Linked DNA regions of Mus musculus: region 1 is linked to region 2. Evidence: chromatin loops called from intact Hi-C (ENCODE). Cell type or tissue: left cerebral cortex. All regions are shown on one strand. Links, peaks and the distances in the headings refer to the core of each region. The heading gives the core; the rest is flanking DNA.

Region 1 (16,123 bases), core at 3,166-11,165, 200 kb after region 2:
CCTCAACAAAGAAGACCAGCAGGCACCTCCACTTGCCCACCTGTACTCCAGCTTTGACTTAGGCTGACTTACTACTCAAGGCTCCAATAGTTCCTTAAATTCTGCACCATGAAAGAGAGCAACGATTTCCTTAAGCCCTCTTTGGGCTCTAGAGACTTGAACGAATAACAGTTTAGCAGATCCTCTCTAAATGTTGGATGTGCCCCACCATGAGGTGGCAATATTCCATTAGTAATACACAAATACACATATGTGCATGTGTTGAGTGGAGAACATGTTTGGTACACATTTGCAAGTTTTGGTAAAAGAGGATGCAGAAACATGAAAACTAGTAGAAAATGTCAGGATGAAGAAGATAAAATGGAATTCAGATGTGCAGATCAGCAACGTTTTCAAACTACAACTTAGGTCATGAATTTGCACCTAGGTGTTTGGTCTTTCAAAAACCTCTACATAAATGTCAATTTCGGTAATTATTATTTAGCAGCAATTCAAGGTTATATTTTTCTGGCCAAAGACTCAAATATGGTCACTTTGGGTTTTAAGTCTAGATATACATATTGTACAGATTTAACATGTCATGAACATCTTTGGCCATTGGACACATTCTCTGCACCTTGGTGCACCTTGGAGGATATGTGTCTGTGGTAATGAAAGGGCCAGAGCATGTTTCCAGAGACACAGTTCATCAACCCTCTTGGGTTCAAACCCAAGCCCTCTGACTATCAATTTAGACAAAAAATAGCAGGTTTCATCATAGAGGGTGGCTTCTCACTGACCAAGAGCTGCCTGCACACATGGCTTAGGGCCTCCCTAAAATTATGGCAGTAGAGACAAGCACATTAGCATTGGCGGCAATCATTACTCTGACTCTCAAAGGATGACAGCATGTGATTGAGATTCTGTTTTGGACGTGGTATCTGCTCAAGTTCTATAATGCACTAGAAAGTTCTGGAAATTAAAGTGGAAATGAGCATACTCTGTGAGAAATTCATTAGCCTCAATACATTCAAGCTCTTAGATTCAGTTGGTGGATCCTGGTGGGGTTCTCGAAGTACCACAAGACAAGCAGCTCTTAGAAAGAAAGTGACTTTATCCTCCCCTGACCCTCAGCCAAGGATCTTAGAGGAAACCCCAAAGGGCATGCCTATTTCATCAATGGAGGACACTGAAGCACACCTGGGCTTAATCTTTGCACACTGCTCCACCTGTCACTAGCTACAGGGTCAGGTACATGGTAGATAAATGAATACCTGCAGGCTGAGAAATCAAATCAAGGCACGGAAATGGCTTTCAAACAAACATGCTAACTTGCCATGCATTGCTTATCCAGCTTTGACACAAGCTCAAGCCCCAATCACAGAAACAATCACATGCTCTGGCTCCTCATGTAATCCATTTTTAGCTAAGCCATGTTGAAAGATGTTGCTCACGCTGACCTGGAAGCGAAAAAGAAGCTGCCCTGACCCATCCTCTTCCAATAACTGTACCCAAGTATCAAGGTCTTTCTAGGAATCCATGTTAGGGATGGGCAAACCCCCACACAGGCTTTCATCACAATTTAGAAGTGGGACAGAAAAGAAAACAGACATGTCACCCTGAAAGCAGATCTACAGAGATCAAGACCCAAAGCATTAGGAGTCCCTACTCAGGAGCTCTACTACTACAGGGCCATGTTCAAATACCCATCTGTCCTGTCCTCTCCAGTTGCTTGGGACAAAATCCAGGCCGACACTGGATATCAAAAGAGTTAGCTTAGTGGACATGTTAGTCCCTGATCCCACTCATCTTCTGAGCTCTATTTAAGTATTGAGGCATATGCCAGAACCTGGACCACTGGAACAGCTTAGCCCCACAGAGAAATCTCCATCAGGAGTCTTTTCCTCATCATGTTCTCTTCATTTTTCTCCTCTTGAAAGTTGTCAGAGATATGACCACATTAAAGAGGTCTACTTTATTCTCTGTGATTCTGTCAGGTACCATGGGAAACATCCTGCAAATGGCATCTAATTGATTCTCCTAAATATCAAATCCAGATAGGCCCTCCCACTCCACCCTATCCGCTTTTTCTGGTAAACTGGTTACCACAAAAATTTGGCAATAAATTAAATATACTACAGCAGTAAGCCCGTTGTATTTTGGTACAACTATTATTCTCATTTCCCAAAACATTGATCTTTTCTTCCCTCTCACTATTAAAAGTACTAACATTATTTTATAGGATTTTTTAATTAAATGGTTATTTTTATTATTTATTTTACAATCTATGCATATGTGTGAGGGTATGTGTATCCAAGTACAAAGGTCCAAGAAGTCCAGAGGAGGATATTAGATGCTCTAGAGACACTATGGACACTTATGAGTTGTCTGACGTGGGTGCTGTGAACTAAACTAAGGTCTTCTGAGAACAACACACACTTTTAATTGCTGAGCTCCTCAGCTCCATTTTGCAGGTTTTTATGATGTATTTACTCAGACACATTTCTAAAACTTAGTTCTGTATAAAAATAAATTACCATGATTTTCAGTTACAGTTTCCTTGTGTTTTGAACTGGCAAAAAAAAAAAAAATGCTGTGAATAATGATTTGAAAGTGACTCTCTTTAGGTACCAAACTCTGGTCACTTGAAAACTCAGATAACTGCATATTCCTCATAATCTCCTGGTTCAGAATATGTTTATAAAAGTGAAAAAAAGGTGGGGGGAGGGGGAAACCCAGGCAAAGCACACAGTAATGAGCAGGTTATTTCTAGATCTATCACCAAGAACTTTTCTGAGTTATGTTAGACTCAGCAAGCCTGATATCTCCCTCCCCTGCCACAAGTTTTGTAGCCTAAATGTTATCACTGACAGCCCTTGGTCCCTCAGAACTGCCAAAGCCAGGGACTTTGTTATGACATCAAAGTATGAGAAGTCTTGGTCCTAACTATGCCTCTGGAGTAAGATCCAGCCTAAACTCAGATAACTAAAGGTCAATGTCTTCAGTAATCAAAGGGACAGGAGGTGTGTAAGGTAGAAGCACTGTTGAGTATTTTGATATAGCCAAGGCAAAGCCTGGGAGGAGGAACTTGAAGAATTAACTATATAAAAAGGTAGATCAGCTGTTATCAGATGGAGAGCAACAGAGAGTGAGAGATGCAAAGACTGACATCTCCCACCGTGTGTGTGTGTGTGTGTGTGTGTGTGTGTGTGTGTGTGTGTGTGTGAGAGAGAGAGAGAGAGAGAGAGAGAGAGAGAGAGAGAGAGAAAGTGTTTTCACACCTCACCAGATTTTAGGCATGTCCAAAATGGCAATGGTTGAAGTACTTAGCCAGGCATTGGGGTCAGGGCAATGTTTTTTCTAATTTGTTCAGTTAAAATTTACCAGTGCCTATGGAGTACTAGGTATTCTTGCAAATGCTGGTAGAACAAGAGTGCAAAAAGATATGAACACTGTCGTCCTCCTGAACACCATGCTGTCATCTAGAATAGTCAGAATTCAGTGTTAAAGAGGAAATTCACAAGTATCAGAACAAAAGAACAGTTCTGACCATAGCTAGTATTGAGGGGAAAAACAGATCAAAAAGCAGAGGATCTTTCAGAGAGAACACAGGGAAAAAAAGCCTGCCTACTAAGAAGGTGGCATGTAACCTCCACAAGAGCAAGAGACTAAAGAAGCCAGTCACCTCTACTGATTTCCATAGAAAAGATAAGCTTACTACACAGTAAGTATAGAAGCTGTCTGGTAGCTCCAAGCATCCATTGCTGGATGGAACCAGCATCTACAAACAAGCAGGGAAGGAGCGGGCCTCAGCTTTCCCTTCCTAGGAATTGTTTAACAAGTCATCCTTTTCCAGAGGTGCTGGATTATAGGGAAGTTGCAGCTTGTTTCTTTTTAATACAAAATTTACCACAAAGAAGCTGGAAGGGGAGAAGTCAAATATTTATCCCCCTTCTAGTGCCAGTTACTTTATATAGCAATACCTCAATGCCAATGAGATTAAGCTTTTGCATTGTAATGCCAACAAGAACAGTTTCATTAAAAATTAGCAATTCTGAAGCAGTTCAGTACCATTTACCTTTACTCACAAAGTGAAGCAGATTTTTCTTTTCCAGTATATAATAAACAATTGGAATTTATTTAAAATATAGGATCCTAATAGTATCTATTTAACATGGGAAAGCAATAAGTTATTCTTCACTAATTTCTTCACATAAAATGGCTCAAGCAAATGCACTTTTTACTTAATATCTCTCCGGGTCAATTGAAGCACGGCCAATCAGCATGAAAACACTCTAAAATCTGCCCCTGTCCAAAATACTTCCCACGAAACACCTTTTCATTAATGGTACCAAGTTCATGACTTCTTTCAGAACGGGAAATAACAAGCTGAAGTGAATTAGGGAGATCAGTCATCCAGAATATTCAGAATGAATCACAGAACGTTTCTTTACCAAAAAGAAAATTTTATTCCTTTGCAACACAGTGAGGATATTTCATTACAGTATCATCAAACATGCTAAACCAGAGATAAATCATATAAAGAAACTCCCCAACGGGTCTACACTACTTAATACGGTCATCGTTAACTAAATTGCTTGCTGTGTTCTCCTTTTCATGCATTGAACAAAGAATGTTCAGTTTTAAACAGGTCTTTAAAAACTGATCACTAGTATCTAGGATCAACCACACTTGAAGAGGAGGAATTTATGCAATGTTATTTTCTGATTCGACAGTCTTTGAGTTCTTCATGTGTGTGCAAAGGGCAGAATGGGATAGCGAACCTGCCTGCCCAGGTATTCTTTTCTTTATTTGACTCACTATAGAAATGCTTAATAGACCCTTTAAAAACTTCCCATTTGGGGCAAATTATACAGTTAGCCTTTAATTAAAAACAAACAAACAAACAAACAAAAAACCAAAAACAACCCACGTATGCACACTCCGCCCCCTCCCTCTTAAAAACAAACCAGAAGGCTTTAAGAATTAGCTCCAATAATAATCCCACTGCAGTCACGGGAAATCTTCCTCCAAAATGACAACTAACCCTAACAATAGAAACCCTCCAAAGACGTCTTTCCCGGTCTTAGGGAGCACAGCTGACACCACCCGGATCGTCACAAACATGCAGAACCCAAAAGAAGCAAAGGAAAAGAGCGATTCTGGAGGGAGGGAGCCTGCGGAGCGGATGAGAGGCAGACTGGCACTGAGCAGCAGCTTATTCAGGACCTTTCTCCTTTCCAAAGCCTGGAGTTCCTGTGCAGGAGCCAAAAAGATGGGACACGAGACCCACAGTCCCTTTAAATCGCCCACCCCCGCGCCTGTCAGCCTCTTCCGAACCCCCATGCCCTACAACTTCCTCCTCATGGAAACTTCCACTGGGTTCGGAGCCCAGGACGTCAAACTCCATTTCACAAGGAGCTTGTCCCTAGTTGGGTTCTGGCTTCAGGTCCCTGCACCGGGTGCCCGAGCCCGAGAGGAGCCGGTCTCAGAGGCCAGCTTCAAGGACAGAGCGCGTCGCTGGCCACCCGCGCCCGGCCCGCAAGACCTGTAGACCTCCCCCCACGCCCGCCCACCCTGCCAAGTTACCAGAGCGCTGGAGCCTGGAGGTGGCGCCCCAAGGCGGCGTGCTGGCGAGCTGCGGCCGAGCAGCCGGTGGCCTCAGCTCTGGTGCTCGTATTAGCCATGCAAAGTTAATCCCGCCGCGTCACGCCGGCCGGCCGCCCGCCCAAGGCTGCGCCGTGCTCGGCCGAGCCGCAGTCTCCTCCCCGCTCCGCCCCCTCCGCCACGGGGTCCAGTACTGCGCGGGCTCCCGAGCGAGCCCTATTCCCTTGACCTGTCAACTCTCCTCCGGCGCCGACGCTGAGGGGCGCAGCGTGGGTCCCAGGACACCGGCGACCTCTCTGCCGCGACCTGCGCGGGCGGCGAGGTGCAGGGCCGGAGTCTCCGACTCCGGAGGACCCAGCGCGGTAGCCTTACTAGGGACTAGGGTGTCAGCTCCTCCGCCGCTGGCGAACCGCCGACCGTTCTTCCCCTCTGGTCCTCTAGCCTGTTCGATTCTCCCAGCAGCTGCGGCAGGCTCAGGCCACCCTGGCTCCGCCAGAGTATCAGAGACGAAATGGCTTCCGGGCTGTGCTCCCTGCCACTGCCCGAGCAACCCTCCACTCGAGTGCCCTGCGCACCTGCCGCTTATGTGCAAATGTCCCCCGCTACGACTCTGCGGTAACGGCGCCTTGTGCGCCACCCTCCCCCGGGGTCACGTAGCTGCGGGTCTGGTGGACACGCGTCCACCCACCCAACTGCAGGAGCGTGGAGGATCCATTTGAGCCATCATTCTTTTAGTTGAAGAGGTAGGAGTGTGACAGGGGGTGGGGTAGGGTATGAATGACAGGAGATAGAGGGGATCTCCAGGGGCACAACCCTCCTGAGTCGCCCGACAGGCGCGGCAGGTGTCACCGCGCTCCTCCTTCCGCCCCCAAACCACTTGTGGTGCGCTTGGAAACACGGGGCGCTCAGATCCTCCTGTGGCTCTGGACGCTCTGCTCCCCCACACCAATGGGCAATGCCTTGCTTGCCCTAAATGAGAAGTGCCCCCCCCCCCCAACACCTCACTGAGTGTGTTCCGGGTTGGTTCTACAAGTAGGGTTTAAAGGGACACCTCGTTATTTCGCCTCTGTCCTAGAAATATAAGTACAAAACCAGAAGACAAAAATAATCTCCACCCTGGAAGGGTTCTGCACTTGCAAGCATAGCGCTGAAATGTCCATACCTCAAGTTCCGAAGGTCAGGTTGGGAGAAAACAGCGGGCGACAGTGTGCTGTTCCAGATGACCCAGGCAGTCTTCCAGCTACGCCTTGGAGGTAGGTTTTATTGGAAAAACGCAGAGTGCTCAGAGAACTCGCAGCCAATGGGAAGTTAACAATTGCGACAAAACTACTTTGATTAAGGACCGAATACAATTATGTTCTTATGAACACTGTTAAAAAAAAATACCTTGAAAAATCTTTCTTCAACATACTCTTGTAACACGGTATAAAAGGGAATGATGTCTAGATCATTTTAAAGAGTTGTCTAGATTTCCCCACGGGTGATAAGGCCCCCCCGGGGGTGTTATTTGGGCAGTCCACAGGAAAGGAAAAAGAAGAAAGGCCAACACACCTCCTGTCACAGCATTAACAACTGTGGCGAGTCAGAAGCAGGACTCAGGAGAGAAAGCAGCTGCTAGAACGTTGCCTTTCCCCGCGGCCAGCACAGACTCGGCTGCCCTTTGAATTCTTTGTAAGAAATCCGTGTTTTATTCCTCACCCGGAATGAAGCTTCACTAAGAACTTGCCGGCTCTAGAGTGAAGGTTGTTTTGCAGGCGAGTTCCTGGGCTTTGCTCCAAAGCTGCCTTGGGAGGTTTTGGTTGGTTTGGAGGAAAGCTGCAGCTTCTCCTACCCAGTTCCTAACCAGACAGCCCCCTGGTGGCTGCAAGGAAAAGCCTGGCTTGGCCCAGGTCGGGGGGGGGGGGGGGGGGGGGGGAGACTTGTGAACAGCTCTGTAATAAGTTAGAAAGGGGAATTCAAGAGGCCCCTGGGAAACCCGGAATCCCTGGACGTTATACTTCTAGTATAATTCTGAGCTATGTTTTTTCTTAAATTCTTTCTGAAGAAAACCACATACTAAAAATGAACTATAACAACAACATCAAAAGATTACTTTTCTTTGTTCAGATGGTTTTGTCTGATTTCATTTTGCTTGGAAAGTTATGAAATGAGAATCAGTGAAAGTATTAAACGGCTTACAAGACTGGTTGTAACAGTGTTATATAATCGCAACGCTCCAACAGGAAATTTGGTAGGATTCTATTTGAATGGGTATTGAGAGAGCAGAGCTGGTGGGGTGGTGGTAAGGGGTTACCATAAGAATCTGTTACACAACACAGTGTCATGGGAATTCTCAGAGTCATGAGAACTCCTGGGAAAGCAAAAGATATCCTAACCTGGGAGCACAGGGTCTCAGGTGCCATCTTTGCTGGCTTGTGATGCACAGTTGCTTATTTTCAGAACCTAGGATCACAGTTCACCTACACCATCCTCCTGACCAGTCTATGAATTTCAAACTGATGATTCCAGTCAAGGAAGAAAGCCATCTGTTTGTTTCCTAAAGAACTATTAGGCAAGAAAGAGTATGAAACATGAAGCCCAACAAGAGCATGCATGGGTCACAGTGCAACTGGCCATAGATCTTTATTGAACATGGTAAAATGTGTTTTTAAAAATATTCTCTCTTAATTCCTGCATTTGTGAGCACTGCTTATCTTTTTAGCTTTCTTATATGACTACACTTTGTCCCTACCTACTGCGCCTGTGAATCAGAATCCAGTGGGAGAAATAAAGCACAAATTAGAATTGACCAGTTATCAAAGATGGTAGTTATGACAAGGAATGCCATGTGGGATTGGGTGTGGAGTGGGGCCATCCTCTAAGAACTCAGACACAGGAAGTTCTTGAAGGTTTGTGGAGTTGTGGACAGATTTCCTGAGGGGGGTGGAACATTAAATCATTTCATTAACCAAACAGCTTTCTCTGGAGCCTGCTGCTCTGCCCTGAGACCTAGCCCTGGAGAATCTAAATCGTTACGTTCATTATATGAAAGTCCCAGGCATTCTGGCCTAAAATTGTAAACTCCCCCCACCCCCCACAGCCTTTGACAGACCACTTAGGGAAGATGACAGTTTCAAAACCAATGGGTGGCAGTGAGAAAGACACAAAGTCATCTTTTAGTGTCTCTGGGGTACCATTCCAGTGTCCCTCCATAGCTATTGGGATCTGCAGGTGACTTAACTCCATATGTAAAATGGCATAGTATTTGCATGTAACCAACATTTAACTTCTCTGACCTGTGTCTCACCTCTAGATTAAATGCTATGCAAATAGGTATTATACTGTATTAAAGGATTAACATCAAGGGAAGGAGGACTGAACATGCTCAGTATACATGCAGGGTGTCTGGAGTACCTTCAGCCTGGGGTTGAATGACTCCACAGATGGGGACCTCAAAAGGGGAATGGCTGACTATAAACTGCCAAATCAGATCAAGCAAGGAAGCAAAAAGAGCCCAGAAGAGGGAGGGTCCAGTAAGACTGGCTTTAGAAGGTAGCTGAATGCATTATTATTTATTAGCTCCAAATGTGAGAAATGAAGTTAGGAAAAATTGTCAAGGAGGTACAAAATTAAAAGCTACGTCCTGCTTTCTGCATTCTGTCTTTGGGACTGTCATGGCATTTTTATGTGTGTTTTTAATATTCCAAACAAGGACAAAGAAATGGTTTAAATTATCATTGCACACTTGACAATTCATGTGTTTTGCCATGTCTGTAGTGATACAGTTCATGAGGGTTTAACTCACCTGGAGTATTGCACTGAGCAACTATTGCAGATCATATATATGCATGTGTCTTGTCATGCTGGAGCAGTGGGAATGCAGAGCAAAGCACACTCTATTTCACTTCTTGATGTGTGCTTATTTTGCATGCCAGCATTGGACCTTTGGCATAGTACTGTGTGAAAGAGACCTGGAAGGCCCCTTCCTTCTGCATCTTCACTTTCAGGCCATCAGTTAGTGGCAAGTAACCACAAGTAAGGAAGTACATGGAGGCATCCTCAGTTGCTGTTAACTAGGCTCAAAGCTAGTTCTGTTGAATGGAGACCATGACCCCTTGTGTTGGTTGTGTTCTTCCTCAGTTCTCAATGAAGCATGCGTACCTAATACATCTCTGGAATGCTCACCGGACACCGACATTTTACATGTGAAGGACCAGAGAAAGTTGTGGGAGACCTTCGTTCTCTATTTCTTGTGTGCATGCACATGGCTCCCTGTACTATCAAATTTTCCTTATAAAATGCAAGTTTAAAAATGAAATCATTAGTGAAGTCAATTTGATGACAGCGGAGCAATCAGTTAAGCCCTGGGTTTACAATCTTCCGAATTCTGTGACCCTTTGTTACATGTTTGTTACGTGGGGTCATGTTGTAGTGATCTGAACCATAAAATTATTTCATTGATACTTCATAACTGTAACCTTGCTACTATTATGAATTGTAATGTAAATAACTGATAAACAAAATATCTGATGTTCAACTTCCCAGTTGAGGAGAGCCACTAAGCCCTGTGCAAGCACAGCAGTGTAGGACACATACTCATGGAGCTGACCCTTGAGAAGGACTGGAGCCTATAGCTAAAATTCCTTCCTTTGGGGAAATATAAGCATCTACTCGTCCCCTACCTTCTAAGGCCCCAAACACAGACAGAAGCCTGATTGCACCAACATTCACTCTGGGGAGCAAATGACTTTAGTGGGCTTCCTTACAAAGCATAAGTAAGGGGTTACTTACAAAGGTGTGTGTGCTCCTCCTGAAAAGGCACCACCTGGAGAGTCTTTACCATTAGGAATGAGGGATTTCCTATAGCCACACATATGGAGCCCCAACCTTATCTTTCCTAGACTATATACTGTAGCCCTTCCCCAAAGAGGCCATTAAAGCAGCGTTGCCTCCAACAACCAATGGAGAATGCCTCTATAACCATATTCTCAGGCAAGGGTTTTGTACTCTCCTATACCCCTGTGAAGGGATGTGAACAGTCAAGAAGCTTAGCCACCTTAAGCTGTTACAAGGGTGCACAGTTGAACTCCCAATTATGGCTGTTGTTTGGTTTGGAAGATAGTCGTGTACAACAGACCATTTTTTATTTTTATTTACTTATTTTTTTTGTGGCAGAAACCAGGAACATGTAGGTACAGAAGACACTGCGTGTTGCTGTGAATAGCATGGAGCATGAAATGTAGTTAGTAGTTCATGCGTATTAAACACATGGCCCAGGTTCTAGCCTAAGTACCTCACAGATCTTAAGGTTTCTCGTAAATGCAACAAAACAGTATCACACAGTCCACTTTCAAGATGGGGAAGCTAATCCTGGAGCACAAAATAATGTGCTCAATTTTAGGCCCTAAACACCAGCACAGAATATATACTGAGCCAGTCCTTCTGCTTGTACAAAGGGGAGGGAGTCATGGGGCAGGCATGTGGGACAGAAAGTGGGAATCACTAAAACATGTCCCTAGGTCTTAGATATGTGACAGAACAGTAACCAAAAGAAAACATAGAATCATGCGTGCTACTAGTTAGAGAACTGCCACACAGTTCTCACCCTTTGTATCCCAGCTAGATGTAGAAGATACTACTACTAAGCTGTAGCTGGAAGGTCCTTCACTCACCACGAGGAGATGAAAGAGTCTCCTCCACCTGAACTGTTCCATCATCGAACAATCAGTTTCTTTTGTGTAAAGTTACTGAAACATGAAAATGTATTGATTGCTTTTGTGGTACATAGTGTTACTTTACACTGTCACTCGGCCAAACTCCGGTGAAGTGTAAATCATCTCTTCACAAATACAATGAAAATAGATAGAGTTTGCTGTGTCAAGGCAGATTAGAGAAAGCAAAAGGTTAGGCTTCAAAAAAATTCAGAGATGAATAAGTTTAGTGGTCTGAAGTAGACACATGGTAAAATACCTCAATGATATTGTTCAATTCAGTGTTTGTATTTCTATGCCATTGGATTATCAGTAGCCAGAACAACAGAGAACACAGTCCCAGCAAAATGGGAATGTCTCCTTCTCTGCCAACCTTGGCCCCTTTAGAGGTGGTCACTGTCGGCTTCTGTGATTACTGATTAGTTTCACCAGACCTTGAACTTCATTTAAACATTACCGAAAGGTATGCTACTTCTTATATCTGCTTTCTTTCATTTAATGTAACATTTTAGGATATATCCATTTAATTATGTTAATTATGTAGATTTGAAAATTCTACTTTAAATTTCTGTTCCATATTCTACCATACAATAAGACCACAATTTGTCTATTCCATTTCCAGTTGATGAGTTCTTGGTGTTTTACACCTTGTAGCTATTGCAAATAAATCGGCTGTTTACGTTCTTAAATAATTATATGGATGCTTGAACTCATATTTTATCTGGCACATGCTTAGGCATAAAATTTTTGGCCACATGTCAAGTCTGAGTTATTCTATTACACAGTATAAATAGTATACAATAAATGTAGATAATAATATGTATCATTTAATATACAAGACTTGATTATATATAACATTTAGTGATTATATATAACAATTGTGTTAATGATACTTCTTGAAGTACCAGAATAATTGAGCAGCTAGAGGACTTCAGTTCATTCTTATAGTATCATGACAAAATATTCAAAACCAGATGAACTCTGTCAAGAATATTATCTAGCATTACAAACATGCTCTAGTCAAAATTAAAATCTACTATTAATTATAGGGTCCATCTGCAGCTGCAGGAAACCAGCAACACACTGATAGTCTGTGTGAAAATGAAAGCATTAAGATAGTACCATTACTCTACCTGTCTTAGTCAGGGTTTCTATTCCTGCACAAACATCATGACCAAGAAGCAAGTTGGGGAGGAAAGGGTTTATTCAGCTTACACTTCCATACTGCTGTTCATCACCAAAGGAAGTCAGGACTGGAACTCAATCAAGCAGGTCAGGAAGCAGGAGCTGATGCAGAGGCCATGGAGGGATGTTCTTTACTGGCTTGCCTCATCTGGCTTGCTCAGCCTGCTCTCTTATAGAACCCAAGACTACCAGCCCAGAGATGGTCACACCCATAAGGGGCCTTTCCCCCTTGATCACTAATTGAGAAAATGCCTTACAGTTGTATCTCATGGAGGCATTTCCTCAACTGAAGCTCCTTTCTCTGTGATAATTCCAGCTGTGTCAAGTTGACAGAAAACTAGCCAGTACACTACCATTGTGGAGAAACTGGCAGTTGATCTATGTGATGCTTTGTATATTCTTGGACCAGAGAGTGGCCCCATTTGGAGGTGTGGCCTTGTAGCAATGGGTGTGACCTGGTTGGAGTAGGTGTGTTACTGTGGGTGTGGGCTTAATGCTTTCATGCTAGTTGCCTGGAAGTCAGTCTCCCACTAGCAGCCTTTGGATGAAGGCATAGAACTCTCAGCTCTGCCCATGCCATGCCTGCCTGGATGCTGCTATGCTCCCACCTTGATGATAACGGACAGAACCTCTGAATCTGTAAGCCATCCCCAATTAATTGTTGTTTTTATAAGACTTGCCTTGGTCATGGTGTCTGTTCACATCAGTAAAACCCTAACTAATACAATGGGTTAGCCACTGATCATCTTCCATACTACAGAAAATGCCCCCTACTAAGACATCAACACACCCCACATACCCCACACACACCAACACACACACCCCACATACCCCACACACCCCAACACACCCCACATACTCCCCACACACCAACACACACGCATACCAACACACACACCAACATACACCAACACACACACCAACACACACACCAACACACCCCACATACACCAACACACACACTAACACACCCCACATGCCCCCCCCCACACGAACACACAAAACACAAACCAACACACACCAGCACACACCAACACACACCAGCACACAGGAACACACAACCACACTCACACAAGCAATCTCAATTAAACTCTGGGTCACAATACAAAAGACAAGAAAGTGGGAAGACTTATTGGAATGAAGAAGGGGAAGAGGCAAGAGGATAAAAGAGGGAAACGGGGTGAAAACTACCAAACTACATCATCTACATGTGTTGAACTAGCAAAGAATTAAAAAAAAAAACTAGCAAGAAGGCTCTGGTTGATTAAGGTGCCTCAAGCAAAGAATGAGTGAGAAAGTAAGGTAAGAAAACCAAGAACTTTAAAATTGAACCTTCATTTTTAGCTATTCGAAAGACAATTTTACCAGGAACTAAACAATTGGAGGTAATAATAATGGGTTCTCTTGGAATCTCTCATGCAGTTGGGGAATTCACTTCTGGTAGGGTCTTGAGTTAGTTTTGCTAAATTGCCTCTGACACACTCTCTAGCTTCTGTTTCTCTGTATGGTTTCTCCCCAAGTCCAAAACCATGTGATAAACCCGAAGAACCTGCCAGAGCCCAGATCACCTCCAAAGTTCCGAGCTAAACAAGTGTCATTTTTTTTGTGCAAGTAACTCAGGTACTTTGCTACAACAATGGTGAATAGACTAAAACAAAATACAAAAGTGAAAATAATTTTTAAATATTCAGGGGAAACATCTTTTCTGTTTCAGAAGGAATGAAGCAATTCTCACTTCTTTTCCCAGAACATGCAATCCTCCAGCTATAACAAGTATAATATGATTCATATGATTACTGGCTATGTGCAAATCCTTAAAATCTCTGAGTGAGTCATATCAGGAATGACACTCATAAATTCAATTTTACTTGTTTTCAGCAATTTGGATGAGATTCTCCATTGAGGGCAATGTGGGATTTTCTGAAATCTACTTTCCTGTGTGATCGCTGTCTTTTACAATAAAACCAGCTGCATCTTCACTGTGCAAAGCTCTAGTCACAGAGCATCTACAAACAGCTGTACAACATATTTTAGGAGAACCAGAGAGAATAAAATTGGGGAGGCTCACATCCAGAGTGAGTATGAGCAGGCCTGAGTTTCTATAGTGCACAGATTTAAAACAGAGGATGTCACAGAGGTGCATGCAGGCTGTGGACTGGCTAAGGTTTGCATTCAGCATTTGTGTCTAAGTCATCACATGACTCAGGGGGATTCTTCAGCTCCTCCAGGTGCTTCACATGGAAGTGAGGATGGAAATAAGTCTGCCTCATTCAGGGCTACATGGAGCTTGTCCTTGCAGACAGGCAACCTTGCCCAGTACCAGGCCCACAGCAAGGGTGTATTTAGGGGAAGAAACACCATGGCATTTGAAAATGTTGAAAAATAGCAAAGGTGAGAGCTACCCGAAGAAACGTCTAGGATGAATACTTCCTAGAGACAAGAGGTTTATTTTCTTATAGCGGTTAAGCTCTGGTGAGGCCTTTGGCACATGACATCACCAAGGAGGGAGTACATGTAGCAGTGAGCACACGAGACAGAAATCCAGAGATGTTAGAGGAATGTCTGCACCCCCACCATCCCTCTCTTTCTGACAGTGTCAAAAGCATTAATTGCTCTTAATGACATAATCACTTCCCACTGGTCCAGCTCTGACTGCACTGGCTGCCAACATAGCTACACTAGGAACCTACTTTCAAGAAAACAAGATGTGGGGAAGGCATTATTCCCAAAACATGGCAGCCCTTTCCACTCCTTCTTAGAATTAAGTGGAATCTTTCAAGAGGCTCCTAATTGCGCCTGGTTCTTTGACCAGTCTGAGGGCCTCATTGTCCCAGCAAAGAACTTTATTGTAACTATATTGGCTCCCAGAGGGCATCAGAGGTTTGTGCAAGTTTAGGAAGAACTATGATGTGGTCTGGTGAAAAATGTTATGCCATCCTGATAGATTGGTGCTTACCTTCAGTACAATTCAATGTAGCAATAAATAAGCTGAGGCTTAGTCAGAGAACATGGAATACATGTATTTAATGAGCAGTGGGGCAAGGTGGGCATTCTGGCTATGTAGGATTGTTGACAGCCATACAGGTTTGAAGCCTTTCATCTATACACACACACAAAAAAATCATTTCTGTAGTGTATGGGACCAGGGGACAATTTAGGAAGATTATCATTGATAAAGTAAATTCATTTTCTCTTTACAAAACTTTATCCAGTTCTATCTGGAAAGGGTCTATTTGAACACTATCCTAATGTTTTCACAAAACAAAGGGAAAACTAAGTTTGAAAGCATATCATCTCAGGTAACAAACATCTCACAAAATAACTCATAGGTATGAATGAAACAAGATGTTTTTGTAAAGAAAAAGATGTGCATTTACCAGGAAACACATACAGTGCTATTGTTTGTCAATTTGCACAAAACAGTGAAGCAAAACACATTGGTAACTCATGGCACACACAGTACCCCAAGAATATGTCACCATTTCAAGACTGTGAGGTCTCTTCTTTGTTACAGACATCGGAACTCAGCCAGTGTATTTAAATTTGGGATTCTCTGATTTCTTCTACCTCATCTACAATGGCATTCTATTTATTTTCCAAGAAAAAAACATTGCAGGGTAAACAGTTCATCACCTCTAGAAAACACTAGCAGCCAAAACATC
Region 2 (16,123 bases), core at 2,668-10,667:
GGTTGCACTGTTGAGATGGGTTGTTAATGAAGCGATTGGACCCTCATCAGAGTTCATGGTCTCTCTTTCCAGTATCACCCACTATGCATGTAACCAGGTTACATATATGCTTGGAGATACAAGAGCATGTGACTCAAGGGATAGCCTAGGGACAAAAAGCACCACAGGGCAGGCAGAGTAATGAAATGGAAAAACAAATTCCAAAGCTGTCTCCAGAGCTTTGACTTTGAGAGATAGCACATCTCTAGTTCATTTTTGATCTGAAGTTCTATAATTTTCAGCTAAAGACCGTAATCCCCACTGATTTGATTCCAGAGGTTGAGGAGACTTTCCCTCAACACTAGCTGCAATCTACCTTCTAGTAACACACTGTCACCTAGTGCAGTCGTCCCATTCAGATACAACAAGATAAACAATCTACAAATACTGCAAAATGTGTTAATTTTCTGAAATATCACATCTAAAACCAACCAACCAACCAACCAATCAGCCAGCCAACCAACCAACCAACCAACCAACCCAAACACTCCAATTCCTAATATAATCAGATTTTAAATGCTGTCCTTGGTCTGAAAACTTAGCATCCTGGTTTCTTAAAACCCAAGTTAAATGTAAACAGGAGCAAATGTTAGCATGGGCAACTTTGAAAATCCTCAATTTTCACATTAGTGGGTGATGTGTGGCTCCTCTACCTATACACACAAACATTCAGGTGATTGGAAGATACGTTTTCTTTTTGGAAATATAACACTACATGATAATTACAGGGCAGCTGTGTCTTGTGACAGGCAGGACATGACCATGGCTGTCCTCCTCCGGGTAGTCACAGAGACCCTCATGAGAATGTGAAGAGAGACAGAGAGCCTATTCAAGAGATCCCCACAGTAAGTGATAATTTTAAAAACAAGTAGGTCTAGCAAGAAAATATTTGGTACATGTTGCTCCTGACACCACTGAGAAACTGGATGGGGCTTTTGACAAGCCATAGCTGAGGAAGTTTTTTGTTGTTGGTGGTGGTGTTTTTAAATGTCAAGTGCTTATAATTATAATTAATTTTATTTTACATATGTGGGTGTTTTGCCAGCATGTATACCTGTGCATCATGCATGCACAGAACCCATGAAGGGCAGAAGAAATATCAGATGCCCTGGAGCTAGAGTTACAAATAGTTGTTAGCTATAAAGTGGATTGTAGGAATCAAATAGGAATCAAATCTGGAGTCTCTGGAAGAGCAGCAAGTGCCCTGACTGCAGAGCCATGTCTCCAGTTCAGTATCTCAAGTATAAAGACAAAATTCATTAAGATATTAAACTTCTTCTAGATTTTTTTTAAACTTAAAATTTTATTTTAGCAAGTTTGCCAAGCACAGCAGCATTCTTGGATTCAACTGGGGCTTCCTAGCCTCACCCACTTTCTTAGGTTTACCTACACACCCTGGAAAAGGGGGGCATTCATGAGCTGTAGAGTGTCCCTGGCTTTCTGAGGCTTTAGTATCAGGACTGGGCCAACTGAGCATCCTTAGGACTAGAGACTGAGTTTTGGCAGATGCCTGAATTCCCAGCTGCAGGAGGCTTCCTGGATGGGGGAGCATTTAGAGATGTCTAACTGGTCAGGGAAGGGCATAGCTCCTTCCACAGTGTCTTTCATCCAGACATTAATTACTATTGAGCAACTAAAACATGGCTACCACAACCAGCAATGGTCAGTGGCTTAGTTGTATTGGCTATTGGCTGTTCAGGCAAGCACTCTGGTCTTTTAATCTAAATGGTACTTGCTCCAGCTCTTCACTTAGTTTTCAGTTTCTTATATTTACCTGTGCATCAACTCCACTGTCTTTTGATGACACTCAGAATTAAATGTCAGACATACTTGTATTTTACTCTAGTGTAGTCAGCATTAACCCACATCTTGAACGAAGGAAAGGCCAGACCTTGAGGAGCTCTTTGATCTTCCATTAGAGTCCAGTTGGAGAGGCAGGAGTTATTTGGAAAAATGAGACCCAACCATTAACCGGGTCAAATGACAGCATTGCTGTGGCTTTCTAGTTTAGGATAATGCGAACTTCAGTCAGAAGCTAAATGTCTAAAGCTTTTGCTAAGAAGCTACGAGCCAGTATCACAGGATGTGCAACTCACTTACAAATGCTGTCTTCTGCAATTATGGAGTGTTTGGAGATGAATCATCTATCCCGTGTTAATTCCTGGCGATCTCTTAGCACAGGACCTAATTCAGAGGCTAGTTGTAAGATTTTTATTTTGAAAAAAAAAAAAAAGATTTTGGTGTGTGCATGCACTCACAAGCATACATAGGAATCTCTCTCTCTTTGTGTTCATGTATCTGTGCACAGGAGTGCAGGTGCTCTCAGAGACCAGAAGATGGTATTAAAACTACCCAGTATGTGTAATATTGATACATGTAATAGCAGTATGTACTCTTAAATAATGATGTTGAGAAAAGCCGTAGTCTAACAAAGGAGCATGGCCAGAAGGGATAGGTTGATAATGCACAGCAACATGTCCCGTGCTCAGTGTGCCAGCAAGAGGGATGAGTCCAAATCCCCTTCCAGAAGAAATAACCCCCATGAGTGGTGATTAGGGGTCTACTTCTGCAGCCTGGGGCCATGCATGGGAGGGCATTTCTCCCACAGAAGCATGTCTTCTTCAGGGATGCCAGCCTCATAGGGCTCTCTGCATACTATGTTGGCATTTCAAAGCCACAAGTGAATGTTGTTTTGCTATCTTTCTGCACAGAACACTGTAACTTCAGGACTTCTTGAGGGGGAAGATGGTTAACACCCTTGCTTCTGAGGCTTCACTCATGGATCAGCTTCTACTTCTTTGCTAATAATGCCAGGAGGCTCTCCCAGCCCCAGTAAACATTGCCTCTTGGACATAGTATGGGCACTATCTGGCACTTTAGAGGAGGAATCTTTCGAAGGCACTTTGTGTAAGGTAGAGCCCATAGGTTAGAAGGATGAGAAGACTCAGCAAGCACACAGTTAGGTGAAGCAACAAGTTTCCATCAGATCACAGGCACTCTTCATCCTGGAGTAACCTGACTTCTTAGCATCTACTGCCAACCTAGGAGACACTGGGTTTCCTCAGAGACTCTGCTTCCTGCATATCCTCATCTTACTTGAAGACAGTGGGGCAGAAGCAGAAGAACTACAAATGCAGGAGCTATAGGAAGGGATTGTGAGAGTATTCTGATTGCTTTAAAATGTAGGCCAGAGAGGACAGTAAGGCCTTATAAAAGAAATACATACTCATTATAGAAACATATAAAAAAGTCTTGTATGTGGAAGTCATGGGCCTCGACAAACAGTGTCAAGCTGATGAATTAGCTGAAGGCAAATAACTATTCCCTGGGTTCATATGCTATTGAGAATAGCAGCTCCTTCCCTCTCCCCAGCCATAGTGCCACAGGGCTCACTGCTGTGCCTGGGAACTTTGAAAGATCTGGATGATGAATAATTGATCAGAAGTTCTGAGGTGTACCTAAGCTAAAATGTTTGATTTAAAACATTTTTTGAGATAGGGTTTCTTTGTGCAACAAGCCCTGGCTAGCCTGGACTTACTTTGTAGATCAGGCTGGCCTGGAACTTACAGAGATCGACCTGCTTCTTCCCCCCTAGTGCCAGGATTAAAGGATTTTTTTTTTTTACTATTTTTAATTATGTGTGTGTTTGTTGTATATGTACATGGGTGTATACACATATGTACATATGTGTGCCCATGCATATGTGAGAAGTGTGTCTTGCTCAGTTACAGTCTACCTTATACCTTCCATGCCCTATTAACTCTTGTGTTCCCACTCTCCTATAGTGCCAGGGCTAAGGCACATGAAGCCACACCCAGGTTTTCACATGACTGGGGATTTGACTTCAGGTCCTTATGCTTGACCAACTCTTGCTGTTACCCCTTAAGTCAGATCTCTAGCCCTGTAACATTTTAGAAACTCTCACACGCAGCAACTTTAAGAACATGGGCTTCAGAATTTTTACATTTAGAGTCACACACACACACACACACACACATTCTTCTGATCTGCCACACACACACACACACACACACACACACACACACACACACACGCTTCTGATCTGCCACACACACACACACACACACACACACACACACACATGCTTCTGATCTGACACACACACACACACACACACACACACACACATGGTTCTGATCTGCCACACACACACTTCTGATCACACACACACACACACACACACACATGGTTCTGATCTGCCACACACACACACACACACACACACACACATGGTTCTGATCTGACACACACACACTTCTGATCACACACACACACACACACACACACACATATGTTTCTGATCTGACACACACACACACACACACACACACACACATGCTTCTGATCTGACACACACACACACACACACACACACACACACACACACACTTCGGATCTGCACCTCAGACTTGCTGAGTCTTGGAAGATGTAGGTGCAGACGCATTACTCTTACTTTTAAAAAGCCCTAAGGTCAGCTTGATATTCACTTTTTATTGAACATATCGGTCCCAAAGCATCGGATCTCTGTGGCTGGCAGTGTGCAAAAGAACTATGAAAACATAAAAGAACATGCTTTATTAAGAATTTCCAGCAGCTGGGCCTGGCATCCCAGTCAGATTCCATCATGAAAGAGGCTGAGGCAGGAGGACGGCAAGCTTCAGACTAGCCAAGGTGAGTTCCAGGCCAGCCTGGGCTACACATGGTGACAGTGTCTCAGAAAAGACTTTATGCTTTGTATTAAAGTCTACCACCCTTATAAACATGTACCTAGATTGACCAGCACCTAGTTAAAAAAATCTGAAGTTTATCATTCTCCAGAAGCTACCCTACCCTACCCCCAGGAATTACCTTTACCCTCAGGAAACCACACAAACAGCTTTTAATTTTTTTTTTTATGTGTTTGAATACCATGCAAATGCAGTAAAACTGGCCTGGTTTAATACAAGTAATTACTGAAAAATAATTAAGAGGCCAATAATATTTGAGACTAAATGGCCTATGACATCCTATGTCACTCTTATTTATGGTCATTGTAAATAAGAAAATGAGGTCAAGAGAAAACATGTCCCAGAAAGTCATACACTGGTAGTTATTGGGTACAAGTTTCAAGAGCTGTCTGACATAGACCTCATGCCTTGTCACAATGGTTCAGACAGGTGTCTACCTCATACACTATAAAGAGGAGAGAATAAATATAAATATAAATATGAATATAAATATAAATGTAAATATAAATATAAAGATGGAGTCATGAAGGCCATCTGTCCTCTGCCTCAAAGCAAGCACTCTTCTCACATTTATAACCAGTTGAGAATTTAATCTTCCACACAGCTCTACAAGTCAGCATGGTAATGTCTTTAAAGCGTGCTTATGGAAATCGGTTGTTTCTTTAAAAATCTATTCCAGAAATACTTTGGGCTCTCTATGCACTTTTTCGTTTCTGAGGAGAGGTGACTTGTGCTTGCTGTAGAAGAACTGATAGAAGAAACCCAGAGCTCTGCAGTGGGCCCGAGGGACCTTTACAAAGATGAGAGTTTATGAGTGGAGCTTGTGACATTTCTAAGAGAAATCTCACAACAAATGCTTATTCTTATGGCTCTTAAAATGTTTCCACATCTTTTCCTCAATAATCCTGAGCCCTAGGTATGGTTATATTGCAGATGTTTTAAAAAAACATATATGTACAAATAACATTAGAGAGTGAGCAGGTTGAATTTATGTCTTTAGAAACATACTCGCACATGTGAGGGAGAGAGAGTGGAGTTGGGGAGAGACAGAAGGACAGAATCCAGAGTTTGTCTCAGCTCTGCTTGGAGCAAGTGGGTTCAATCATTTGAGCTGAGGATGCTTTCCAAGAAATTAACTGTGAGCTTTATGTGAGCATCCTGGATTTGGTACAGGTACCCCACACCATCTGCAAACAGCTTTTGGAACTCACCCTCAACTCACTTGGCTTGCTGAGAGTCCCAGGAGTAATTACCACACTTCTACTGCTTATATAATTCCGATGATCAAAGAGACAAAGTTTCTTCTTAGCACTTACTGAAGTTGGGGCATCTGGAGACTTACCATGAGTAAGAACACCCAAGTTCTTAACAGAACTCCCAGAATGCCTTGTGTTTCTGCTTAAGTCCACCTTTAAGTCCCCATAAGTAAACATGCCAGATTTTATACCATTCAGTGCATGTGGTTTTTCTAGAATAGGAAGTGGTGGAGCTTCGAGGTGCATCTCCTCTGCTGCACACACCCTGGGAATGTAGGGAAGCAGCAGTGGGCAGTGTACCATTCTGGTTACCAACGACATGCCCACGCTGCCTCTGAGCTCCAGCACTGATGTCTTCTCACTGATTAAGCAATGACTATGAAAACAACCGATTACATCTCTGGCTGTATCCAGCTGAGTGACAGGTCACTACCCCACTGTGCCCCAGGCTTTGAGGCAGAACCTTTCAGGACTCCTGGAATTTAGCATACACTCACCACACAAAGAACTTGAGAGACTAGCTTGTGGGTTCTGCTCACTTGATGTTGAGCAATGGCTACCAGAGAGGCTAGTGATAATGTTTGGCTACTTGGAGAATGAAGGACAAATGAATACACTATCACAGGGGTTTTATTTCTCAAGACCTTCTACTTAAGCCCGTAGAGGCCAGTTCTGGCAGGATCTACCAGAACTCTGTGCAAATTTGGGCAGCGTGGGCATGTCAAGGATAACCAGGGTGGAACATTGCCCACTGCTGCTTCCCTGTATTCCCAGAGTGTGTGCAGCAGGGTAGATGCACCTCGAAGGTCCACCACTTCCTACTCTGGAGAAACCACATGTACTGAATGGTATAATACTTTCCATGTATTTCTCAGATCTTATGATATCTATAACACAGCTGGACCAGGAGTACTTTCCCCAATAATTCCCCAGTACTCACTCATTATCACTCTTTTAAAATGGTTACTGATTTTATAGGATATTGAACGTCACAGTATTTATAAAAGTCATGTTCATGGCTCAATCCCCAAATCTGTGATTTCATTTGGGAAAGCAGATTTCTCATAGCTCTCATTACCTCATGAGTAGTTTATTTTCCACATTCCCAGCTCAAGGATGATCTCCACGAGGAAAAGAACTCTGTTTCATTTGCTCAGGACTATCTTGTGGCATACAGTTAGTATTTAATAGATAATTTTAAGCAATTGATTGTAGTACAAAATATACTTATTTTCTACATTTATTTACTTATTTGTTTTTTAAAATTTAACCACCTTGCATATTATACAGGTAATATATATGATACATATATACCATATCTTTATTGATGTGACATATCCTTATTGATGTGGCATATCCTTATTGTTACAAATCCTTATTGATGATGACAGGTTTTTACTAGAGCCCTTTGACTTTCATAGATATTCAGTCATATCATCATAAAAACAGAATCTTGGTTTTGGCTACATCAGTTATGTCAATATTTCTTACCCACTAAACTCATTGGGACCTCTGACAAGTGCTGAGGTGGGAGGAGGGACCAGTAAGATTTGCAACTTCCCATGTTCATGCCCTCTGGTATGGATCTTTGCTCTGAGTCCTAGCTCAGCCACAGGAATGCTTTGGTTGTTGGCAGACATGATTCAATCCTAAGTCTTAAAAGTGCTACTGGCACAGGGCATTGCTCCTCAGCCTGTACCATGACAGCATGCCTGGACTAGTTTGGAGGAAGAAGAGGAGGAGGGGGGCGGCGGCGGAGGAGGAACAGAAAGAGGAGGAGGAGGAGGAGGAGTAAAATGTGATGCTACAGTATTTTCATTGTTCTAGTAAACACCATTGCCCATATGCAGCCATCCTCAGCACACAAGCACTCCCAATCATGGTGACAGAGCTACCTAGTTTGTTCCTAATTAGCCACTGACCCGTAAGCAAACCCAGCCAGAGTCCCTGTCATCACTGGTCATAGGATATATACGTTTATCATATGCCTAGTTGGGTAGCTGTTAGAAACAGCTATAAACACCTTCTCACTGTTGAGACAGGACATGATGTTTTTATGAGTCAATGTCCTGCAAAGACTAGACAGTTGCATCATTTAGAATTGTGATGTCTGTTAGCTTTTGTCATCTATGGCAATGCTAAATGAAAAAAGGAAATACATAGTAATTGGGTTTTTAAAATTTAGAGTGGTTATGGGTATACCATTCCTAGATGTATACCCAAAGGATTCTAAGTTAGTATATGACAGAGACACCCTGAACTTCCATGTTACTGCAGTACCATCCACCAAAATGAAGACACTGAAAATGCTTAGCTGCCCATTAATCAATAGATGATGGAACAAAGTTGAGCTGACAGGTGGCCCCAACCAGGTTGTACTCAATGGTAAAGAATGACACTATGTCACTTGCAGGGAAATGGAGATCATGTTCAGCAAAATATGCAAAACTCAAAACCACAAATACTGAATTTTCTCATTTGTAGACTAGTTTGTGAATGCATATGTGCCTGTGTCTGTGCATGCATCTATCTCTGTGTGTGTGTGTGTGGGGGGGGAGGTGGGAATACAAGGGCTGAGTAATTTCTTAGCTAGACTCCTTCTAGCTTTTAAATAGATCATTCCAGTTTTATTGCAACTGTTGCACATAGAAATATGAAAAGCCTTAATTCATTTTATAGATTATGCAGACCAGTGGCTCTCACATAGTGTTCCCAGGGCCAGCAGGGGCGGGCGGCATTGTCTGGGTCAAAAAATAATCTTTGTCCTACTTACAGACCTACTGGATCACAATGTCTGAGGCCAAGATCCAGCAGGCTAAGGCCGTTAGGAGATTGACATGCAAGCTCAAATTTACAAGAACATCCCCCAACATTGTTTGCTTCTCTCTCTCTCTCTCTCTCTCTCTCTCTCTCTCTCTCTCTCTCTCTCTTTCTCTCTCTCTCTCTCTCTCTCTCTCTCTCTCTTTCTCTCCTATAGAATAAAGTTTATTCAGGACATGGGGAGGAGAGTTAAGAGGGTAGCAGAGGCAGAGAAAGGCAAAGAGAAGTAGAGAGTAGTGAAATGGGGGCCAGCCATGGCCATGTGGATAGGGGGAGGGAATTGGGAGTAAGGGGGCAAGAGGCAAGAGAGAGGCAAGAGCATAAGAGGTAAGAGCCTCTTTTTTTTTCTCTCTATAATATGATTTGTCTTCTAGACAGACTACCACGAACTGGCTCATCTACTTTCCCACCTTAGAAATTTGGCTTGACACACTATCATGTATAGATGTACTTTGGCATTTACCTCTAATATCAGTGACCGAGCAAGTAATTTTTGTGGAGGCATGTGGAGATGTTCATTACTGGGAGCCTCTTCGCTATCTATTGCTGTTCTGGGTGGAGTGGTAGGAGCATCAGCAGTGCCCTGCTCTTGATATTTCTGTTGGCAATAGAGGTTTCTGTGTAGGATGAGGCTAGGCAGAAGTATATGTGTGGATATTAGCATGTGTTCATACATTACTTATTTGAAACTAATTTCATGTGTTGATTTGCCTGCTGCACTGTAGGTAGTAAATAAGAAGCATAGCATCATCAGAAGAGCAGACCAGGCACATGGACTTTGAAGTATTTCCATACATTTTAATAATGAGGTAAAAAGAGAAGTGAACCGAAGGTGATAAAACAGGTATTCCCACCCACCACCCAGTTCCTCACAATTTGTATTACATATGTAACTGTTATCAGTTTTAAAACAATGAGAAAAGGCATGACCAAAAGGATCCAGGAACATGTCCTATGTCCGTGCAGGATTCAAAATCAAGTTTGCTTTAGTCTAATCCTGCTTTGGTACTTTCCAAAGATTTTTCTGAACCTCAGTTCACACCTAAGAAATCTGAGTCTTATTTCCTTCCACAGTAGACTTCAAAAGTTCTGTTTCTAAGAGATACTGTACAGACCTCCTCCTTGTTAATTTAGAAATGTTGTGACGTTGGAATCCTTTAAGGATACTTTTATTACTTAGTTCTAGAGACTACCAAATCATTATGCATGGCATATAAAAGAAACTATTTGAGTATTAACAGTCCATTTGTCCAGAGATTAAAGGTTTACTTACAGTTTGCTATGGCTCTCAGAAGGAATATTAGTTACCTGTAATTCAGGTTTCAGGAGGCTTACAACCATAATAGATAACAGCTTGTGGATCTAAATTTCCTGGCACAAGGCAGGCTCTTTGGACAGCTCAGCTTTCTCTGTCTCTGGCCACCCACAGGGAGGAGGCTCCAATCTGTCTTGTAAAGCTCTCTTCTACAGAGGCTTCTGCTCCTTACTGGGATGTCGTGTGCAGTCCAAGATGAGTGGCTTGCCGTAAATATTGACTTCTTGAGACATAATTTATAAAGAGCTCCGAGGATCACAGGAGAATAGGAAGAGGCACAAGTTTGGGGAGCAGAGAAAGACCTGACAGCATCCCCGAGGGAATGTGCGAGGCTGGCATAGGTACAGCCAGGCCAAGGACCTCAGATCTTCAGGCTTGGAGGCATGCCAGTCTTCCCAGTGCAAGAACTGACAGTGTGCAGAAAATGTTCACCACAGCTCTCCTTTCCTACCTTAGCATTTTTATGGTCCAGAGACTATCCCTCTACAGAGGCTGCTCCAACCAAGACTGGTTAAACCTGTGTCCTTGATCCACTGTAACCCATGGCTCCAACCAAGATTGGCTAAACCTGTGTCCTTGATCCACTGTAACCCATGGGTCCAACCAAGATTGGTTAAACCTGTGTCCTTGATCCACTGTAACCCATGGGTCCAACCAAGATTGGCTAAACCTGTGTCCTTGATCCACTGTAACCCATGGCTCCTTGTCCAGCTGCATGACTCCCCCTCTCCATTTGGTTTTATATAATAAACACACTGAGCTTCCGAATGACTGTGGTTTCTCCAACCGAGAACTCAGAGCACCATTTGATCCCCTCTGTCTGTCTGTCTGTCTGTCCTTTCTTCATTACCTTCTCACCCAGTCAGGGCTGTCATTTCTTTGCCTGCCAGGAGCATGGCCTCTAGGAAGGAACAGCTACATGTTTCAGGTGCTCAGGCTAGCAGGTCTTCCCCTTCTTCTTCTACCTTTCCTCTGTGGTGTGTGTGTGTGTGTGTGTGTGTGTGTGTGTGTGTGTGTGTGTGTGTGTGTGTGTGTGTACACAAGGTTGGATGCACAATGTAAGCACATGTAAATCAGATGTCTGTCAGGTACCCTCCTCAAGTGCTTTCAAGTTTGTATTTTTTTTAAATTTAATTTTTCTTTAAATCCTGCTCACTTTCTCCCTCCTGGCCAGCCCCCCTACCATCTATTTCCCCCCTTCTCTTCTGAGTGGGTAGCCCCCCCCCATGTCCCCACCCTGGCACTTCAAGTCTCTGTGAGGCTTCCTCCCCATTGAGGCCAGACAAGGCAGCTCTGCTAGAAGAATATATCCCAGGCAACAGCTTTTAGGATAGCTCCATTCCAGTTGTTTGGGACCCACATGAACATGAAGCTGCACATCTGCTACCTATGTGCAGAGAGAGGCCTAGGTCCAGCCTGTGTATGTTCTTTGGATGGTGGTTGATCTCTGAGAGCCCCAAGGGTTCCTGTTAGTTGACTCTGTTGTCTGCCTGTGGAGTTAAGTTTGGATTTTTGAAACAGGGCCTCTCACTGAGCCTGGAGCTCACTGATTGTTAAGTAGCTAGCTATAGAGCTCTGGTGATTGCTGGATCTGCCCACTCAGAGCAGTAATCACATGCACTCTGTCATACCCAGCTTTTAGTGGATGCTGAGTATCTGAACTCTTGGGTCCCTCACAGTTGCAGAGCAAGCACTTTACCCACCAAGTCCTCTTAGCTCCTGGTCTCTTGGTTTCTAAGCCACAGCACAGCTTGAAGAAACATGGTAAGATTAATGATGTATTCTGTTTCTAGTTCACTGCTCAACATCCTCGAAGTGGCACATGACCTTGCAGACCATAACCTAAAACCTTAAATCCTGTTGCCATAGGGATTGATGAAGCTTACCCAGAGAACCAATATCTGTCTTCATACTAATCATTTCTCTGTATTTTCTTAACAACTGACAGAACTTAGTATGACATAATTAATTATCATGTCATATATGGTTCATTAAAAAATGTTTTGGCTACATTTATGTATGGGTACCAAATGTGTGCCTGATAACTATGGAGGCCAGAAGGGGGCATTTAATTCTCTGGCATGGTGTTATAAATGGTTGTGAACTTCCATGTGAGTGCTATGAACTGAACTGCAAAAATCAGCCCATGTTTCTAACTGCTAAGTAATTTCTTAGTTCCTTATTCTTTTTTTTTTTTTAAATCACATTTCTAATCTGAATCAGGATTACAGATTCTTCTTTTCTTCAAATTAAAGAATGTGGTTGCCAATAAGCGTTCCTTAGTGTTTTATAAATATTTTCAAAATAAATTATAATATATCAATACTGCTTAATTATTTGACAGTAATTTGTGGTTAAACTAAGTAAGGTCTACTAAGTGGCACAGTTTAGTTTCACTCCCTGCAATGCCAACCACACAGTTTAGCTTCACTCCCTGCAAAGCCATGCACACTGTCGGGGCTGAATGCCTTTTCACATTTACTGCACAGAACTATGTTTCTCATGTCATTTTATTAAGTTTTTTTAAAACACGTTTTACATATATAACACGAAAAATGTATCACAAACTCATTTTTTCTCCTTTCCAAGTCACAATATAACTTTGTAATTTCTCTATGTTATGATATGATTATAAGCAAGTTTAAATGACCTCCAGGAGCCCTACATGTATGAAGTTAGCTCTCTCCTATCAAAAGGTATGTAGTTGATTTCCAAATACAAGTTATAGCATTTCTGTGTAGAAATTTATTTCTAAATTGTAGATTATTTCTAGATTTTTTTGGAAACTCTAGAAATTTGAAAAAAAATTGAAAATATTTGGCAAGTATTCTAGAAATTTCCAAAACTATCATTTGAAAGAATATATGAGACTCATTGATTCCTGAACAGGTCTGATAAGTACTGCTTGGACCCAAGTGTGAAATGCTGCCTAGAGCTTTCAGATGAGTCACCATTAGCCCTCATACTCGGGACATGAGTGTACACTGGCAAGCACTGAGATAGCCCTGTGGTCCCAGAAGCCCCTTTCCCCACAACTGTGAACTATGATAACCTGGAGTCAGGATCTTTAAGGTATAGCCACAGGGTTAGAGAGATTGGGCAGGGATACTAGGCAGAATTACACAAAGAACTCTAGGAAGAGGGATGTCATGAAATTGTCAGAAGGTAGAGCACATTAAAATAACAATGGCAGGCCAGTGAGGTGATTCAGCTAGATTCTGCCAAGCATGTGCAGGTGTGTATACACACACTACACACACACACAGACCACACATAAACACACACACACACAGACAACACACACTGACATACATACAATATACACATACCACATACACACACACACACTATATATATATATCATACACACATACATACCATATACATACAAACACACCATACAAACAACACATACTCTATATACTTACACACACACACATACACACATATACATAGACACACCCTATACACACACATTAAACAAACCATATACTCACATACATACATACACTCAAACATACATACCATACTTTCACACACACACTACATACACATAATACACACATACACAAACACAGACATATAGCATACACCACACACACACACACACACACAGACATACATATACCATACATATACACATGTACACACACATCACTCATACTCACACTGACACCATATATTCACATACACACACACATACACACACACATACCATACACATACATACACACACATATAAACACACATTTACCCATACACCACACACACAAATACACACACACACACACACACCAAACAAACAAACAAACAAACAAACAAACAAACAAATGTAAAAGGTTTGGAAGCAACACAGACACAACATCTCTGAAACATGAGATTCTATGACAAAGCTGGAAGCCTTAACAGAAGAACTTGGGTGTCATGGGTGTCTGAAGTCTCAGTAAAGCTTTGTTTGAAGCTCTAGGATGTGAAGTCCTGGGTTGATACAAGAACATCCCTCTCTTCTGCAATCCAGACCTAAGAACATAGCTGAGCAGACGAATATGTTCTGGGGTGAATGGAACTCTGATAAAGAAATTGGAAGGGCATGGAATAGGACCTTTACATTTTGCAGACAAATGAATGGAACTAGTTACCTCCTGAGTGAGGTAACTCAGACCCAAAAGGACATGCATAGTATGTACTCACTAATAAGTGGGTATTAGCAAAAAGAGAGAGAGAGAGAGAGAGAGAGAGAGAGAGAGAGAGAGAGAGAGAAAGAAAAAGAAAAAACCCGTACAGAATACACAAGATACAGTCCACAGAATTCAAAAGACTCAACAAGCTGAAGTGCCCAAGTGAGGACACCTCAGTCCCACTTGTGAGAGAGAAGAAAGAAAGCAATCACAAGTAGGAAGGGAGGGCTTGGGAGGGAAAGCAGACAGGGTGGAGGGGCAGTGGGGGGGGGGATAGAGGGGAACCTGATCTGGTAGTGGGTGAGGGTAAAGGACTGAAGCCCTGAGGGCCAGCAGAAAGAATGCTAACAGGCAACCTCAGGAAATAGGAGGTTGGGGGCGACCCCCTAGAATGCACCAGAGACCCTGGGAGGTGAGAGACTCCCAGGACTAACAGGGAAGGACCTTTGATGAAATCCCAGACAGAAGGGAGAGGGAACTTACAGAGCCCACCTCCAGCAGGCAGACAGGACATCAAGTGAGGGATGGGGTTGCCATCCCACAGTCAAACCTCTGACTCATAATTGTTCCTGTCTAAAAGAATTATAGGGATGGAAATGGAGAGGAGCCTGAGGAAAAGAAGGTCCAGTGACAGGCCCAAAGTGGGATCCAGCTCAAGGGGAGGTCCCAAGTCCTGACACTATTACTGAGGCTATGGAGCACTCACAAAAAGGGATCTATCATGACTGCCCTCTGAAAGACCCAACAAGCATCTGAAAGAGTCAGATGCAGCTATTTGCACCCAACCAATGGACAGAAGCAGCTGACCCCTGTTGTTGAATTAGGGGAGGCTGAAAGAAGCTGAGGAGAAGGGTGATTCTGTAGGAGGACCAGCAGTCTCAATTAATCTGGACTCCCGAGATCTTTCAAACACTGGACCACCAAACAGACAACATACACCAGCTGATATGAGGCCCCCAACACACATACAGTTGAGTACTTCCAGGTTTGTGTTCATTCAGAAATGATGCACCTAACCCTCAAGAGACTGGTGGCCCCAGGGAGTTTAAAGGTTAGGTAGGGTGGAGATGGGGGCATTCCTGTGGAGACGTGGTGGGGTGGGGAGGAGGTGTGGGATGTGGAGCAGTCGGAGGGTGGATGGGGAGGGATGAGGAATGGAATATGGAGTGTAAAAAAATGAATTATAAATAAAATTAAATTTAAAAAATAGAATGAGTGACTCACTAGAAATTCTAATTTTCTCCTTTTGTATCCATGCAGCCTTTACCAAAACACATTTTAAAAGCCTCGTTCATGTTCTTCCTACTGCTTTATATGTCCCAATAATTCATATTTGCTGCATTTTAACTGAACATATACTTTCTTTAGGCAGTTATCTGAGGTAGAAACTGTCCATGTCTAAGATGCATGCCATTTTGGATCTATATATAGATTCATGCCTTCCTTTTGTTATTACACCTCTAGCAACCCAAGGTTCTAGAATCTTCTCTCATAAGGGTGGCAGAAGTGCCATTCCCCATTCCTTTCCCTCCTTTCCTCCCCCTTCCTTTCTGGTAATGAAGGTCCACATTCTAGGTATTAAGGCCCAAACAAAATCTCTGCTCTTGCTTTCTTCCTCCATGAGGGAGGCTCCTTCCAACTCTCCTGTTACTTCCTCTCTCTGATCAGGTCTGACTTCACCAGAGAGCCCTGGCAATGTCTGCCATCTTTGTCATAAACCCTTACCTCTACCTGACCCACTCCGTGGTTCCAACCTTTTACAACCCA

The links. Hi-C counts contacts between places; a loop is a spot of excess contacts. Peaks named below come from ENCODE experiments on the same cell type or tissue, not always from the same donor. Only the 100,000 strongest peaks of a DNase experiment are listed, where the experiment ranks them.
Region 1: it touches region 2 in a loop (5-fold over the local background); 3 of 42 quality-filtered maps call a loop at or near these places.

Annotation. Positions count from the first base shown.
Region 1 is chr14:17,650,470-17,666,592 of GRCm38, reverse strand. Thrb (thyroid hormone receptor beta) reads right to left here and starts at 5,633. Exons shown (of 10, transcript NM_001113417.1): 1 at 5,569-5,633. LOC115488350 reads left to right here and starts at 5,015. Exons shown (of 3, transcript XM_030248233.1): 1 at 5,015-5,361; 2 at 5,429-6,329; 3 at 6,662-6,677. The coding sequence starts at 5,015. The coding sequence ends at 6,305. In left cerebral cortex, for the core only: CTCF peaks have their summits at 5,602 (motif pointing right) and 7,426 (motif pointing left); DNase peaks (open chromatin) are centred at 6,356, 6,754, 7,355, 7,898 and 4 more places; H3K4me3 peaks cover 3,875 bases; H3K27ac peaks cover 3,681 bases.
Region 2 is chr14:17,854,410-17,870,532 of GRCm38, reverse strand. All of the region lies in intron 2 of Thrb (thyroid hormone receptor beta), which reads right to left. Among named protein-coding and RNA genes, the nearest start is that of Thrb, 200 kb to the right of the region's middle. In left cerebral cortex, for the core only: no CTCF peak of the experiment used is centred there; DNase peaks (open chromatin) are centred at 6,253, 6,786, 8,680, 10,299 and 1 more place; H3K27ac peaks cover 1,539 bases.